2 separate regions of the Mus musculus genome follow, and region 1 is linked to region 2. The links are chromatin loops, found by intact Hi-C in ENCODE. Cell type or tissue: left cerebral cortex. All regions are shown on one strand. Each heading gives the region's core, and the rest is flanking DNA. Links, peaks and the distances in the headings are about the cores only.

Evidence for each region. A loop is a pair of places that touch in the nucleus more often than their neighbours do. Peaks named below come from ENCODE experiments on the same cell type or tissue, not always from the same donor. Only the 100,000 strongest peaks of a DNase experiment are listed, where the experiment ranks them.
Region 1: a loop joins it to region 2, with 3 times the contacts of the local background. A loop is called at or near these places in 11 of 42 quality-filtered maps.

The regions. Positions count from the first base shown.
Region 1 is chr14:11,636,980-11,645,304 of GRCm38, reverse strand. All of the region lies in intron 1 of Ptprg (protein tyrosine phosphatase, receptor type, G), which reads right to left. Among named protein-coding and RNA genes, the nearest start is that of Gm52128, 68 kb to the right of the region's middle. In left cerebral cortex, for the core only: a CTCF peak has its summit at 2,223; DNase peaks (open chromatin) are centred at 1,271, 4,096 and 4,742.
Region 2 is chr14:11,551,488-11,559,812 of GRCm38, reverse strand. It overlaps Ptprg (protein tyrosine phosphatase, receptor type, G), which reads right to left and starts at 6,260. Exons shown (of 30, transcript NM_008981.3): 1 at 5,481-6,260. The coding sequence starts at 5,565. In left cerebral cortex, for the core only: CTCF peaks have their summits at 3,089, 3,292 (motif pointing left) and 5,731; DNase peaks (open chromatin) are centred at 5,673, 6,323, 7,059, 7,559 and 6 more places; H3K4me3 peaks cover 5,324 bases; H3K27ac peaks cover 4,794 bases.

The DNA of each region.
Region 1 (8,325 bases), core at 149-8,148, 86 kb before region 2:
CCTGGTCCCCAGACCTCAGCTGGATGCTCTCGTGGGAAACTCATTTACCACTGATGTCTGGACTCGTCTAAATATTGTCAACCCAGAACGAAACATTTCTGTTGCCACCATTTGAGACCGACATCAATGAAGGCACAAGTATGTTTCAGAAGAGAAACCCTGATTCAGGGCATAATGAGCATCCACCACAAACAGAGTTGGTTCTCTCTCTATCTAAGGCTAAGGCCTGCAGTTCCTGGAGATCTTAGTCTCAACAGAGCTGGGTTTTCCCAGGGTAGGTGTCTAGGTCAGCAGCATCATAACCAGGAGGGCAAAGGCAGCCACCACTGCACCACAGGGTCAGTTGGAAAGAAGTGCCATGATGCTTATTATTTCAGTTTTAATCGCTAAAGGAAACTTGAGCAATAGAAGTTAAGGAACAGACCAAGGGGGAAACAAGGCACAACTGATCCCAAGGAAAGAAAGGGACACCATTAGCTGGTGCACTACTTCTGACCTCAGCACTTGAGAGGCTGAGTTCAAGTCTAGCCTGGTCTACATGTCCTAAGTCAATAAAAATTTTTATGTAGTAGATGACACATTAAAACAGTAAAGTTATGAGATGAGGAAATGGGGGAAAGAAAGCAGAAGCCAGGTCAGTGCTCAGGGATGCTGGAAATGACCCAGGGGGGACCCAGGTCCAATTAAAAAACTAAACCTGGCATTCAATAGTACTAAAGATTCTGAGTCCTAACCAAGTCAGAAAACACAATCGGGTAAATGCACTGTTAGAAAGGTGGATACCCCTGGAGAAGAAATCCATGGACTAGAATCTGTAAACTATTATCACCAAAATGAAAACCACTGGCCCCGCAGAGTGGCCACCAGAGCCTCAGATGGTGCGTCCCTTTTATCCTTAGAGCTATTCATCTTACATTTGTCTAGACACTATATTCACAGTGGTTCTAGATTTCACTACTCGCATGTGAATTGGGAATGTAGACAATTTTTAACACTACTTGCTAACCTGAGATCAAAGCTATGGCCCATCAAGTTGCCATTTGTTTCAGATTAGAAACACTCAGGGAAACACAAACTCAAAAGAAAAACTTAAAAATGACATTTAACATCACAGTTACATGGCCAAAATGTGCAGCCACTAGAGGGTATATACACAGTGGAATTAAGGACTTCCTCAGGAAGGCAGCTGGCCACCCTTCTTGTGCAAGAAATTTCTACTATAATATTCATCTATTCCATCTGTTCAAACACCAGTGGTATTCTAGGCACTATTCTAGGACCAGATGACACAGAGTAGAGAAAATGACAAACAGGTGAATGAGTAAATGAGAAGCCCGGCTTCTGGACTGCTGGGAGGTAATAGTCAGCTTCAAACCAGGAGAACGCGAGAGCCAGCACCAAGGCCCTGCCATGCAGAGTCATGGCACAGCAATCTGAGATCCAGCACTAATTCCTGCAGCTGCCCAGGACCCTTCCCTCCCAAACCCAATCAATTGCTTATCCATTGTCACCAGCAGAAAGCTGAACCCATAAAACCATAGTCGCAGACAAGAAGCCAAAGTAGAATAGTATAAAGACCTATCCACCTAAAAACACAGCAACAAACACACCAAGCAAAAGCTGACAAGAATTCTACCTTTATTTCTTAAGCGTCAGGCATGGTGCCTCACGCCTTTTATCCCAGCACTTATGGAGCAGAGGCAGGAAGAGCTCTGCGAGTTCAAGGCTAGCCTGGACTACACAACAAGCTCCAGGACAGTCAGAGCTTTAAAAAAACAAAACAAAACAACAAAACAAAACAAAAACCTTGAAGACATATGTCAAGCATCTGGCACTCCACAAATACAATAAAAAGTCTTAAACAGTATCCCCGAATGTGTAGCATGATGTCCACTTCCCATGTTCTGCACTGGGCTTCCATGGGGACATCCAAGGCCAACAGAACAAGAGAGGCACCACCCAGTACACTCCACTGAACAGCTTCTCTTGCGCACTGCCACACTTGTTCCTTCTCAGTTCTTCTTCAGAGTAACCAGGCACTGATACACTGATTGTAGCAGACTCTGGCTCCTGCTGCTTTCACTGAAACTGAAAGCATTCTGAGCCAAGGTTAACTGTAATCACTCATGCCAACATGAGTTGGCTTTTACCCCAGAAGAGTTTTCCCAGGTGAGCAAGGAAGAGTTAGACAGCAAGAGGGCAGTATAAAGGAGCAAACAGCAGGCTGGAATGGAGCTCAACCAAACAAAGACAGCTCTAAATACATAGCTAGAACCATGGGGCTTCAAGCCTGTCTCTTCCTGCCTGGGTACCTGAAAATGATATGCTGTAAATCAAGGCACTGTTTATAAAGTCTAGAAACAGTAAATGTCCATCCACAAACTGATGGGAAAATAGATGTTGATCCATTCACCGAAGATTGCCTGTACAACTGTGAGAAATGATGAGGAAGTGGGCAGGGCACTAGCAGAAAAGAAGCCTGAAAGAAATGGGGAACTATGGGTTGGCAAGATGGCTTACCTGCAAAAAACACTTAGTGCTAAGTCTGCAACCTAAATTTGAATCCTGAGATCCACATGATGGAAAGAACCGACTCTTACAAGTTTACACACAATAAATGCATAATTAAAATATATATTGGAGGAGGGAGGCACCCGAAGAGATAGCTCCGAGTTTAAGAATACAAACTGTTCTCAGGTTTAAGCATACAAACTTCTCCCAAAGGACCCAAACTGAGTTCCCAACATTCAAGTTAGGCAGCTCAGAACCATCTTCAGGAAGGCCCAACTCCTTGGGCCTCCAAGAACACCTACATTCACGTGCACATAGACAAATACACAATTAATAAATAAATAAATAAATAAATAAATACATACATACATACATACATACATACATACATACATAGATAGCTGGGTGTTGTGGATCTCTGGAATTTTGAGGTTGGAGTGGTCCACATAGTGAGTTCCAGGACAACCAGTGTTAAAGACCCTGCAGTGTGCACAGAGACCCTGTCTCAATGGGAAGAAAGGGATTTGGGGAGGAAAGAGGGAGAAGGAATGGGAGGGAAAGAGAAGACAGGAGCAAGATAAGAGGAAAAGAAGGAATAATAATAAAAATAAACCTTTCTAAAAGAATAGAACAGTCTCAACATGAATTTAAAATGCAGGGTAAGCATGGTGGATGTGATACAGAATGTCTGGTCCTCGTATATACAGATCAATTTAATCCGCATATATGTTACAAGCGTATACAATAAATTGTCAGGTCAGGCACACCTCTATACTGTGAGTGATCTTACAACATGCGTCTTTTTTGGTCAGTGCTTTTTCAAAGCTACCTTGACCATCTCTATGCACAGTTAGCCTTCCCTACTCATAAATTTCACTCCCTCAGATCCACCCAGCCACAGATGGAAAATAACTTAGTAAAATCAGAAAACTGTGCCTGTACCGAATATGGAGACGTTTCCCCTTGTCACTATTTATTAAACAATACAGAGTAACTATTTCTCTAGACTGATGTGGTAAACTACAATATACAGGAGGAGGTTTATCAGTTATATGTAAACAATTCAATAAGTACTTTCTGGAAGCAATGCCCAACAGATTCCAAGGCCTTCATCTTCTAATAAACTGCTCGATAATGAATATGCTGGCTACTAGCCAACATATTTTCCACCCCACCCCCCACAATATCCAGTGTTCATGTTGGAAACTTCCCCTACACAACACTTTGGGGGTGGGGGATTCCATAGCCCCTGCAGCCCTCCCTACACTCAGGAGCAAATGAGAGATGGATCCTTCTGGAGCTCCTCTCAACTGGGGGCCACCTGCCCCACAGGAAGAACAATATGGAGAGACTGCTGAATATAGTGCTGTTGTGTGACGAGAGAGAACACACATGTCTACCCACCCCAGACAGAGAACCCATGACAGACCAAAGTGTGGATACAAAAGAGTGAGTTTTATTGGGGTTACTTACAGGAATGTGGGTGAGGACTTACAGGAGCAGAAATGACTCAGAGGCAGTTGCATCACCAAAGCCCAGCCCAGCATGGGTGACAGCTGAAGCACACTACACAGCGCCAAGGCAGCTGAGCAGGTTGGAGTCTTCCCAAGTGACTCTACTGTTCTAAACCTCACTAGCTCTGCTGCTTCCTGTTCCTTCCAGGCACCTGGTCTGATCGCACGTGTAGTCTTTGCAGCTTGGCTCTCTGAGAATCTTCTTTGCAGCTTTCACTGCTTATTCTGGCAGGAAGGAGCCTGTTGGACCTGATCAGTTTTAGGAACTTCCTGAAGCTATTTATTTTGAGTTATTTACCTTCCCTGTTTAAGGCACCTCCAAGTGGGATGGAATGAATGTTTCAAGCTTGGAGGAAACTATTACACAAGTATATATAACCAAAATATTTCCAACATCTTGATATTCAGAAAGTGCTCAAGTTCAACCTCAGAGCCAATTAACCCAGGGAAGGTCAATTCCCATCTGATCCATTAAGCTTGTCGGGACTCAGCTCCTCCACGTGCAGAGCCCAGTTTTCCAGCTTCATCAGGTTTGTTCACAATGACAGGCTGCCAGCCAGCACAGGAGTGCATATTATTGACAATGGAACTCAAAAAAAAATGACAAATTTTAGTGAGCTTAAAGCCAGAGGGGGTTTGATTTTATTTTCTGCTGTGAGTAAAAGACAATACTAAGAAGCTAGGCAACTAGACCCCACCAAGACACCAGATGGTCTGGGAAGTTTTTCTTTTTTAGCTTACAGCCAACACACCCATCTGGTAGCATATAGAAATTATGTTTTTCCTGAGAGGAGGGGGAGAGAAGAAAAGAGAGAAAGAGAGAGAATATATCCAAATCCACCCATATAATTAAGGTTGATAAATAGGGCTCTGAAAGTGTAGGCAGAGAGAAAAGAAATATAAACACACAGAGAGATAAAAGCATAATTTATCTGAACCATTAGAGTCAGCAGCATCATATAAACTTTTTACTAGACAACTCCATGGCAAAAAATATAGGTTCAAATTGCTGAATCATTGTTCAGATGTAAATGGGATTCCTAAAACTTTTATGGGTAGTTAAAATTAGTTTACAATATAAAGTAAACAAGAAAAGCCAGCTATAAAGCCAAACCATGGGGAAAGACCCCTCCAAATGCAAGCATCTTGCCGAGAAGAGTTACAACAACCCAAAGCATCTAGAAATGATCACGTTAATCAATTTTAACATCAAACTTGGCTGTGTTTGATGATAAAAATGTTAATTTAATTTGATTAAATGTTCACACTAGTGTTGGAAAACATTTACTTCATGGGGGAAAAAGAGGGTTGCTAGTGAGAGGCACATGGACCCAAACACAGGCATCTTCCTCCCTCAGTCATCACCAGAGATCCTCTGGACTGCCTCGTGAAAGCCATAGATGTATCCAATGGGTGGATCATGAGTGTAAGCTAATAAAGACAGGTGCCAAGTTTCCCATCTGGCCAGGGTTCATTCACAAGCTTTTTTTTTATTTTTTATTTTTTAATTTTTTTATTTTTCTTTCTTTTGGCTGCACCTCTACATTTAGAACATAGAACTCTCCACCATGCCTTTTGAACACAGAAATCTTGTATTACATAGTTCCATCGCTGATCCCCGTGTGTGGTAACTGTGGATTCAGTAATGCTCAGCTGGCAACTGTTATTTTTGGGATTATGGGACATGGAGCCTCCACCCTTAGTTGGCTTCCTTGACTCAGTTTTGTAATCTTTATGTATTAAAAGATCGTTTCTCAGCAGCATGCCCAGCTCTGGCTCTTATCCTTTGATTCTGTGTTTGTATGGGGACAAAATAAATTAAAACAGAATTCTCCATTTTCTTTTTCCTTTTGGGAAGACAGAGAAAGATTGATAATAGAAGAAAGTGAGACGCCAGGGGAGTTCCATATCGTTTAGCAGTGGCCCACACTATGCATACTGGGATTTTCCAGCCATCATCTGTAAAAATCGTTCTGTTGTCTGTTGAGATACGGTCTCACTCTGTACCCTAGGTTCATCTTGAACCTGCTTTCAGTCCTCTGCCTCCATTTCCCAAGGGCTGAGCCCAACTCTCTCCACTCTCTGACCTTGATAAGCCAACCAGAACACAGTTGCTATAACAGACTTCAGGATGTAGGAAGGAAAAGCTCCAAACACCAAACTTAGGCTCTACCAGCCCCATGCCCTCTCATCACTCACAGCACCTTAGGCAAACAACGGCAACTTTCCTACCCACCAGTGTGTTTGTCCACACAGTATAACTCCTTTCTAAGGGAGCCATTGGTGCACACTTTGCTCTACCTTAACACAGCAAAGCTGCCTGCTATATTATTCTGCAGAACTCCTCCCAAAATCCAGGTGCAATCCATAGGTTGGATTCAAGGACGGTGATTTGGCCTCAAAGGTTGTTATCTCCAAAGTGGTATAGCTTTCCCAAAACCAACTTCACGGAAGTGCAGAGACCAGAAGGTACTACAGCCATTTTACACTTAGACAGGTTGCTGGTATGGCTATTTAGTAAAAACCAACTAGAACTTGGCTGACAATGGACATGGGAAGGGGCTGTGAGTCAGCACAAAATGGCTGACACCCGATGTCCACTGAACCCCAAGAGTAGACCCTGATAAAATCTGTTATGTAACCATGCCTGGAAGAACGGCATCTTTGTGAGGACTCTGTATAAATATGGCCTTGAGGTCAGACCCCCTTTCCTTTGCCAGCCTGCCTATGTGGCTGCATGTGCCTGAGTGCCTACCATCCTGGAATGAATACAATAGGTATGATCTGCCCAAGTCTCTTCACAGTCTCTTCAACCTCCCAGCCTCCCCCGACTTTCTTCCTTCCCTGGAATCTAAGCGTGGACCTTCCAACACAAACGAGCTCACTTGCCCTCTGACCTCTGCCATGAATGGCAAGATGAAGCAAAGCAGTACCATGTTAAAGGCAGGGGGCAGCTTTCCCCAAGTACCCACAGCTTTGGACAAGTTGACCTTGGACTCTGAAGCCTCCAGAGTCCTGAGGAACACACTTCTGTTGTTTAAATGTTAGTCCTCACAGGTATCCTCTTAAAGCAACAGAAACAAAGTTCCCCTTGGAACATTCAACATTGATAGTCTAAGGAACTATTAAAATGCACAATTATTATAGTTGCTCTTTTTATGATGTTTTAGACAGAGTCTCTCTAAGCTAGTCTTGAAATCACTATGTAGCCTGGGCCACTCTCAAATTCAATCCTCCTGCTTCACTTCTGAGTGCTGGAATCGCGATAGGCACGCCTACACCCTGCCTGACAATACTTAACTTTTCATTCCTTTCTTGTTTTTTTTTTTTCATGTAAATTATTGCATCATCACAGATAAGCAATCTACAATGGAGCTGTTCTAACGAACACCTGCCATCATCCTTTCTCTTCCTGTTTGGATGCTGAAATACATTAGGGACATGTGACGATGCTCTTGTGGTGAACGTAAAGCTCTGCCCCACTCCTTTGGAGTCTCACAGAAGACAATCAAGGAATGACTGTTCTGAGGCTGAGAGGCACCCAGGGGCAGACACTCCCTGAGTGCATTAGCCGAGGAACTAATTCCACCAGAAACCCTTCACTTAGTGGTGAACAAAGGTTTTTGGATCAAGGTGGAAGAATTGAGCAATTTGAAGGTGTATAATTCTACTACAAGGCTCTGAAACTTCCTTGCTTTGTAATTGTTTGTTGTTGTTGTTGTTGTTTTTAATATATGAGTACACTGTAGCTGTCTTCATGACACTCCAGAAGAGGGCATCAGATCCCATTAAAGATGGTTTTGAGCCACCATGTGATTGCTGGGAATCGAACTCAGGTCCTCTGGAAGAGCAGTCAGTGCTCTTAACCGTTGAGCCATTGTTAATTGTAATGTATATTGGTCCTCAGAGACTGGGATTGTACCTGAGCACATGAAGTCAATAGGGAACAGATAACTTCCTTGACAGTGTAGGGACCCATGACTTCTAAAAACTAGGAGTCCATCTGCAACCCAGTTCTGAGATCCTGTGAGTGGAACCTGGTAACATAGGTGGACCATCCACAGGTAACATTAACTTCTCCAGCAGAGCCCACTAACCTTACACTAGTTCATTTATTATAGTCCCAGGTGAACACATCCACAGAGCATCTTTATACAAATAGAGTCCCACTTTTGAAGTTGGGAAATACTCTGGGAATTCAGATATGATAAAGGAAAGAAGACAAACAGCAGAAAGGTCATGGATGATTCCGAGAAAGTATAAATAAGTCAGCAGACTCTAATTGGACCTACAAGGTCAT
Region 2 (8,325 bases), core at 183-8,182:
ACCACGCACAAACGCACGCACGCACGCACGCACGCGTGAGTATACCAGGGTCTATTTACTGTAAGGTAGCTTCAATCTTGCAGTGTACCTGTGGATGACCTTGAACTTCTCACACACACACACACACACACACACACACACACACACACATACACACATACACACACACACACACACACACACATACACACATACACACACACACACACACACACACATACACACATACACACACACATACACACACACACACACATACACACACACACACACACACACACACATACACACACACACACTTGCCTCCACCTCCCAAGTGCACCATGCCTAGATTATGCAAGCTGGGGTCCAAGCCCCGCTTCCCGAATGCCAGGCCAGCTCTCTATCAACTGAACTACATTTCAAGCCCACCTAGGTCTTTGCTCAAAGTATAATTCATCTACTCTTGCTACAAGATACTAATCTTTTAAAGAGATTACTATTTATCTAGTTCTGAGACTTTGGAACCAAAGAACTCAAAAACTGGAGGGAAAGGACTGTAATAAATACAGGATTTTGAAACATTCTTACCTTTTTTAGATTTTCTTTTTCAACACTAGGAATCAAACTTAAAACCCAAAGCCACAATGACACCCTTTTTTATGTACAATACCACATAAATGCAATATCAAAAATAATTTAAAATGAAATTGATATCAAGTAGTCTTTCACAAAGGGACACTTGATTCTGATGGCACAGAGAACTGTCATGAAGTTCTCAGCCAGCAACATGGCTGATCTCATTTCTGAGACTAGAAACAGAACTGTTCTGTTTGGTTTTGTTTTGTTTTGTTTGCTTTGCTTTGCTTTGTTTTGTTTTCGAGACAGGGTTTCTCTGTGTAAAAGAGCCCACCCAACCTGGAACTCAGCTTGTAGACCAGGCTGACCTTGAACTCACAGAGATCCTCCTGCCTCTGCCTCCTGAGTGCTGAAGGACTGTAATCTAAAGACCACAGACAACACTTCCTGCAGGTCCAGAGAAGGCAACCTTGGTAGAAGATAATCCCATTTAGTGCTGACCCAAGCCCAGCAACCAAAGCCAAATCCCAGGCCTGCTGAGAACCTGCTCTTCTGAGAACAAGGTTCACTCCATGAGCCCCTCCCTCTCCTGCACTGGCTACTGCCTTGACCTGGATCAAGTGCAGGGGAAGAACTGAGCACAGAGAACTTCTTCCTTGGCTTTGCTTTATTACTAGAAATACATGTCTTTTATTCCCTGCACCAGAAAAGACAGAATTCAAGGGCCAATGGTAACCATTCAGCATCCATCCAAGAATGGTCAGCCTGGAACGAAGGTAGATCCCAGGCTGACCAGAAGGCTTCACCACTGTAGATGGAACTTTATACCCTGAGGTCTTCTTGTAAAGAGATATGGCCCAAGATGAAAGTGTTCATCTGCACCTTGCATGGCATTGGCCACAGGCTACCATTAAAACACTAGACAGAAACACAAAATAAACGCTGCCAAGAATAAAAGAGTGCCTTCTTTTTACCCCAGAAGACATGTGTTACAGGCCAGCCCACCTGCTTGGTTCCATGGCCTTTCTTGCCCGGACAAGGCTTGGGGTGCCACACTTCTTCGGTGGCTAAAGAGCTGGCCACAGGAAAATGAGAGCAGGAAGAAGAGGCAGTCCAAGGCTCAGTAGGGCACAAACGTTCCTTTCAACAAGTCCATGCATGCAGGTGATTTTAATGTGAACTCAGGAGCAACAGAAATGCTAAATCTGAAGGGTGGTTTGGGCTTGTTTGGTCTTGTGGCTGGTTTTCTCTTGGGGTTTCCCTTTTCTTAAAGCATTAAACCACCAATATTCCCTGGACAGCTTCATGTAAGAAATGTAGTCTCTGCTTCCGTATAAACAGTGCTACTCAAAGCTCTTCCACTGAATGCCCCTTCTTCAGGTCAACCACTCCTCTTTCCAAGATACCCCTTCATTTTGGAAGTCTTCTCTCTCACAAGACTCGACTGAGGTGGAACGAGAAACCTTCCAGATCTCACCCCGCTTTGGAGAGGCAGACTGAGGACTTCCGAACTCCGTTCCTGTCACTGCCTAAGGAGTCCGGTGATGGCCACTGAGACACCAAAATGGCATACATAGTAAGTGGAAAAGTCTGCTGCTGACCAATCAGGTGTCACTGGACATCGGATGTGGGTCGGATGTGGACACATCCAGACCAAAAACAGTCAGGCACCTGCTTCTGAAGTCTTCCAACCACATAACAGATGTAATGTCATCATGACACAGAACACCAAAATCAAAGAGCATTACTTTGAGGGCCAAAGGAAAAAAGAAAATGTTTTTTATGATTCTGCATGAATAGCTAAACAATGCAAATATAGATTCTGTGGGGAACAAAAACTAATCTTTTCAAGTAATATACTTTACATCATGTCAGAGGTGGTTCAGTTCCCAACGTACAGGGATAAAGACCAAATATTTAAATCAACCACACTCAAATTGTATTTAAACTTATATGTTGATACTGGGCATGTAACCCTGGCTCGCTGGAAGGCAGGAAGGAGGATCAAGGGCTCCAGTGCTCCGTCCAGCTCCTGTTAAAGCCCCCGCTCTCACACACTGTTGTGAAGGTTGAGAGTCTGGATAAAAACCCTGAGAACTGTTGAGACTTTGGAGGAAATATCTAGGAATCCACTATGTTGTTGCATGTTTTTCCCATACTAGTGTTTTAGACTTAGAAAAATACAGTGTCCACTATCATGTTTGATATTTCCCCTCAGCACTTCGAAGTCATCGTTTGTAGCACCAGCTGTGGCAGGAATCCCACACTCCCCGCACTGTTCGGAGCTATAACCCTGCTTCCGACCGCTGGAAAACAGCCAAGCCCTAGCTGCTTCCAAAGGCCTCCCTAAAACACAGTAACTGAATTCTGAACGGGAAATGGGGGCTCACATGCAGCTGAGAAGTCAGTGGGATTCTAAAAACAAACAAAAAATAACCAATACGAGATTTTGGGTAAGAACTCACAAGGAGAAACCTAATTGAAAACCAAAAGCTAAAATGGTTAGTTAAAATAGGTTTGTTTCCAAGGCTATGGCAGCAAGAAGCGCTGGGTCCCAAAGCGAACAACGGTCCCCAAGGGTTTTGTAGCCTACCAGGGGCGGCAGCATCGAGCTGCAGGCACCGCCTAGCGCCAGATGTCGCAGACCCCCAGTCTGGGCACCTGGACGTACGCGCCCCGACCCCTTAGTTTGCAGGTGGTTGAGCCGGTCTAGTGGAGGCAGAAGATTGACGGGTGGCTCTGGGGCGCCCCCTGGGGCCCAGCGGCACCCCACCATCCTCGGAAAACCTGAAGCCAGCATAGCATCTCCCAGGGCTGTGACATTTTAACTTTGCCTGCCTGATTCCAAAAGCTGTCTTCCCTGTACCTCTAACAAATACCCCTCCGCTCCCAGTTGAGGGTACGGGCTAGTTACCTCGAAGCCTGAACAGGACGGAAAATGAGGAAAACTGAAATGGACCAAGCCTTAACAAGGCGGCATCCCTATCGGTCCCATACTGCGTTGCAGACACCAGAGGGGAGAAAATCATTGTAGAAACACTGGCTACAGCCTGGGGAGGTTAGCCAGAAATGGAATTGGAAATTTCTGTTTTGCAAGGCTGCCTCCCATCGCCCTTATTAAAAAGTGACCCTTACTAGGCTCAACCCCAGGTGCACCCGAGCGCACTCAGCTGGCAAGTCCCTGACAAGGGAGGGAGGGAGGTTTAGTCAAAGGCAGTGATAAAAACAAATGTTGCCCGATGGTCGCCAAGGGAGAAGGGTGCTGATTCTCAGAGGAGATGCTCCTCAGCGTCTACTTCCATAGAGACAGGACCCGAGAGGGTAAACCCCAGGCCTCCTAGTGAGTAAGCGCGCGCACCCTCACCGAGCTCTGTAGACAGCCCCAGAGAGAGGAATAAGCGCCGAGGAAAAGGAGCCGAAGAACCGCAGTGTTTTGCCCTCTGTTCCTCGCAACCACCCTCAAACCTTCAAAGAAGGGACCACTCGCTGCCAATCCCCTTAGAGAGGATCGCCGGGAACAGCGAGGTCCTCGAGCCTGGCTCCTAGGTGCACCATAGGGTTGGGGGTACCCGCTGTACCAAAACCCCGCGCTGTGGCAGCCAGAACACAGGCTGCTATTAACCAAGGAAAACCGAAACATTGTGGCACGTTTCTTATTTCTTGATTAGAATAACCGCCGCCTCCAAATATTCCAGAACAGGCAGATGAGAAAGCAGAAAAACCGGGTGTTCTGTCCTTAAGAGATCGAGGAAAGAAAAGCAAATCGCGCCCTCTCCCACCTCTTTCCCTGAGCCAGGAAAGAGGACGTGGCCTTCACCCACTGGGAAGGAGCTGGGCAGCTTGAGCTGCAGCCCTCCGACTCTGCAAGAGAAGAGGAAGGCGGCTGGCCTCTGCCCTCACCGAGGGGGGAGGGTGTGGGCTGAAGGCTGGAAGTGGAGGGTCGGCGAGCTGCACACTGGTACGTGCAGTGATTTAGGATTGTCGAGTGGCCAATATTGTTCCAGCTTTAACCTGGCTAGAAAATAAGCGGGTCTGGGTCTGGATCTGGCAGGCACATTCAGCCTGCAAAAGGGCAAAGATGAAAGTAGGGAGGGCACGCCAGACAGCCAAAAAATCTGCCCGGACGCCAGAAGCTACCCAGCTGTCGACCCGCGCCCTGAACTTGGACCCAAAAGAAAGATACAGAAAGGGACCGTGAGCCCAGTGAAGCAGGGGTCTAGCGAAAAACTCCCTGCTCACTGCTTCCTGCTCTCCCGAGGCTCCCAGGCCCCCCGCGTCTAGGGAGCTGCCTCCCGCTTGCACTGAGGCGTAGCCCGCACCTCAGCCGGGAGCAAGGCTGAAAGGAGGCGGCCCGGCGACTACAACGCGGGCTGCTCCCCACATCCTGACTTCTCTGCAGCCAGCCTCCGCCTTCCATCCCCAAACGCCGCCCTCCCCCCTACAAAGGGTCGGAGGGATGCAAAGTGAGCCACGATTATGAGCTCCTTCTATCCCCGCAGAAGCAACGGGAGCACCCCATATTACTCAAACCAACAGAGCATCCTTCCCACAGCCAATCTCCCCAGACATCCTATCGTGCAACTATAGCCCTCCGGATCAGCTCCGGATCAGCAAAGCAAGTCGCCTTCCCCCGCCCTCCCATACTCCAGATGCTTCAAGCTTCCCAAGCCACAGTCAGAGCACATCTCTGAGTCCCCAACCCTCCCTTCCAGCCCGCCACTGCTTCTGCCCTCTCTGACCATCAGCCTCCTAGAACACTGCCGGAGCCAATGAAGCAGAGCTCTCTTTCCTCCTCGGTAGCCCGGCCCCCCTTCACCCTCTCCGCGGTCCCTAGACTGGCGCCCAAGCTCCGCGCCCCGGCGACAACTCCGCATACCCCGCGCGCCGGCCAGAGACGCGTCCCATCGGCGGCCCTCACTCACCCGGGAAGCACACCACATAATGAAGCACAGAACTGGTGATTTTCAGGAACAAAATCCACCAACACGGTTCCAGTAACCTCCGCATGTCCGAAAACGCACATCGAAAAGAGAAAGGCAGGGGGGGTAAACTTGTTGAATAAGTTCTTGCTTCCGAGCGAGGCTCCGCTAAGCCTGGAGGCTTTCACGGCTCGCCCGCCACACGGGGCCCCCCACACTCGGCCACCGGTCCCGCTGGAATCCGGGAAGCTGCCAAGCGCTCCCGAGAAAACCTCAAAAAGTGACCGGGAATGCAAAGCCAAGCTAGGGACGATCCTCTCGGAGGAGAAGGGCTGCTTTCCGCTCAGACACGATCCAGCCGACAGGCAGGGCGAGGAGAAGACGCACGGCGGCAGAGCCCGGGGCCCGGAGCAGGCAGGGACCGCGGGTGGCGGTGGCTAGCAGCGGAAGAGCCCCAAGTTGAGTCGGCAGCGCAGCGCAGCCCGAGAACCAGCGGGCGACGGCGGGGCTGTGCGCGGCGCGGCGGCTCCGGGCTTCAGGCGGGCAGCTCCTTCCAGGGCCCCGGCAAGGAAGGAGGCATGTCTGCGAGCCTGGAAAGGGAGGGAAGCGGCGGGGCGGAGCGCAGAGCCCCCCAAAACACAAACGGCCAGTGGAGCGCAGGGAAACACAAAGGATCTCAGAGGGGCGCCGGGGCGAGGGCGCCTTCAGTCCATGCTCCTGAAAGTTGTGGCTCCGGCGCAGGCTGGGGAGGAACCGAGAGCGCGGGGCTGGAAACTGGCCATGCCTCCATACAGGAAGTAACATGTGAGCATGGATCCTGGCAGAGACTTTAAAGCCGGCGAGCGGGCGAGCGAGCGAGCTGGGGGCGCGCGGCGGCGGGGGCGCGCAAGCACGGGCGCGCGGTGACGCGCATCCCCGAGCTGCCGCCGGCGGGGGCGCGCGTCTCTTAAAGCGGCCGTGCTGGGCTCCGGCTTCCAAGGACTTGCACTACTCTCCTCTCCAGGCGTGCCTAGGGCTATGGGTGTGCGTTTAGGGGAGCTGGTAACCCTGAAGACAGGGAAGAGACCAGCTGCCATCCAGGGTCGGCATGGCTTTGCTCCATTTTCGAGTTCTTAAAGACGAAGTACGGATTCGGAGAGATCCCTGACCTCGTTCATGGATCCGGAACTTGGGGGAGGGGGAAAGGGTGGTCTGGTTGGAATCTGGGGGAGAGGAAAGGACCAGCAGCTACATTTTCATGGAGAGGGGACTTCCGTAAGGCCTCACCACCTGGACGGTGTCTTGACGGGGTGCACCTCCAGCGTCCCTCTCCTGCTGCGTTCCCGGGCTAAGAGACAAAGCCCAGCGGCCTTTGCACTCAGGTTTCATTGAGGTTTTTTTGTTGTTGTTGTTTCCCCTTCCCCCTTTCCGAGCTTCCATTGTTCGAATCTACCTCTGGGAGATAGGGAAAGGGACGGGAGTCCATCCCAGGCTAGCAAAATCCAGCTCCAGGCCCACATCGGCTTTTCCCAAACCACGAAGGTCTGTCGTGGACTTTTCCCCAAACTACGAAGGTCTGTCGCGGAGTTTTCCCAACCCCCGGATTCGGGAAGAAGGTGGCTGCAACTTGGCCTGGTTAGGCAGAGGGCAAATGAAGTGCGCCTCTCACCCGGGGCAGGGGAAAGCAGCACCCCGGGGCAGGACTGGTTTCCCGCAGCCGTCCTAGGAGACACGGCTTAAGTAAACTACAGGGAGAGGCATCCGGGGGAAATGCAAGGGCTAGGTTTATCTGTAATGAGTTTTGTCCCTTGGCTCTCACAGAGATCTTTATCGCTTGGGCTTTTCAGCAACCTATTTTTTCCTCCTACGTTGGTGCTAAAAGAGGGGAGGCAGGTTTTGGTTTGGGTTTTTTTTTTCCATCAAATTTGTAATTGAGCCAACGTAATTAGCCATTTGTATTTTTTTCATAGTTGTTCTGCCACTCTATGAAAAGGATATGGACATATTTTTAAAGTGTCCCCTTGCCGTTTCATCGCAACGCGGCACTGTCCCACACCCACCCAAACATCTCAACCGGATGTTCTTTCGGTTTTCAAATACTATACAGATGCTCTGAGAGTCTGTGGCATTGTTTAGGAAAGCAGTCTCGCACCCACAATTCCAAAGGAAAAACCTCTGAAAAGTTTGGGGTGCAAAACTAGTAAATGCCAGGAAGTTCCTGGAACGGGCCCCCAGATCTATCTTTAGCCAAACCCCGCAAACACCCTTCCCGTGCTAGGCAATGAGGCCAATCTGTTTGCTTTGGAATTTGACACTTCCTGGTTTTGTTGCACTCGAGGGTCGCTCTTGAGTGCTCATGATGACCAGTTCCCTTGAAAAATGGGTTGGAGGGATGGATATCCCAGTGCCAGTCAGAGCGGGATACGTTAAAATGACCCTAGCACAAATGACTGCCTCCTTCGAGGTGACTCCGTATTTTAACACTCAGTCGGTAGGACTTGAATCACACAGAGGTCGGCGACATCATAAGTGTTGCCTGTTGGGCAACCCTGAATTCTTTCTATACTCTGTTTGCTGGTTCAACAAATGAACTGCACATCCACTCTGTGCTGGGTATAATAAGGGCAAGCCAGCCTGTCTGCCTCACCTAGGGAAAGTCAATGGAGGGGTGGTTGAGAAGACATTAAGTGTGAAATGCAAAGAAGGAACGCCAGTACCCCAGTTGTTCAATATGGAGAGTGAATGACCATGCCTCTTACAGTGTATGGGACCCCATGCCTGTTAGTCTCTCTGGGCTGGTGCCTGTCCTGGGACGCCAGGCTGACATTTACCACAAAATGGTATTAAAAGCACACATCAAGCTCCATCA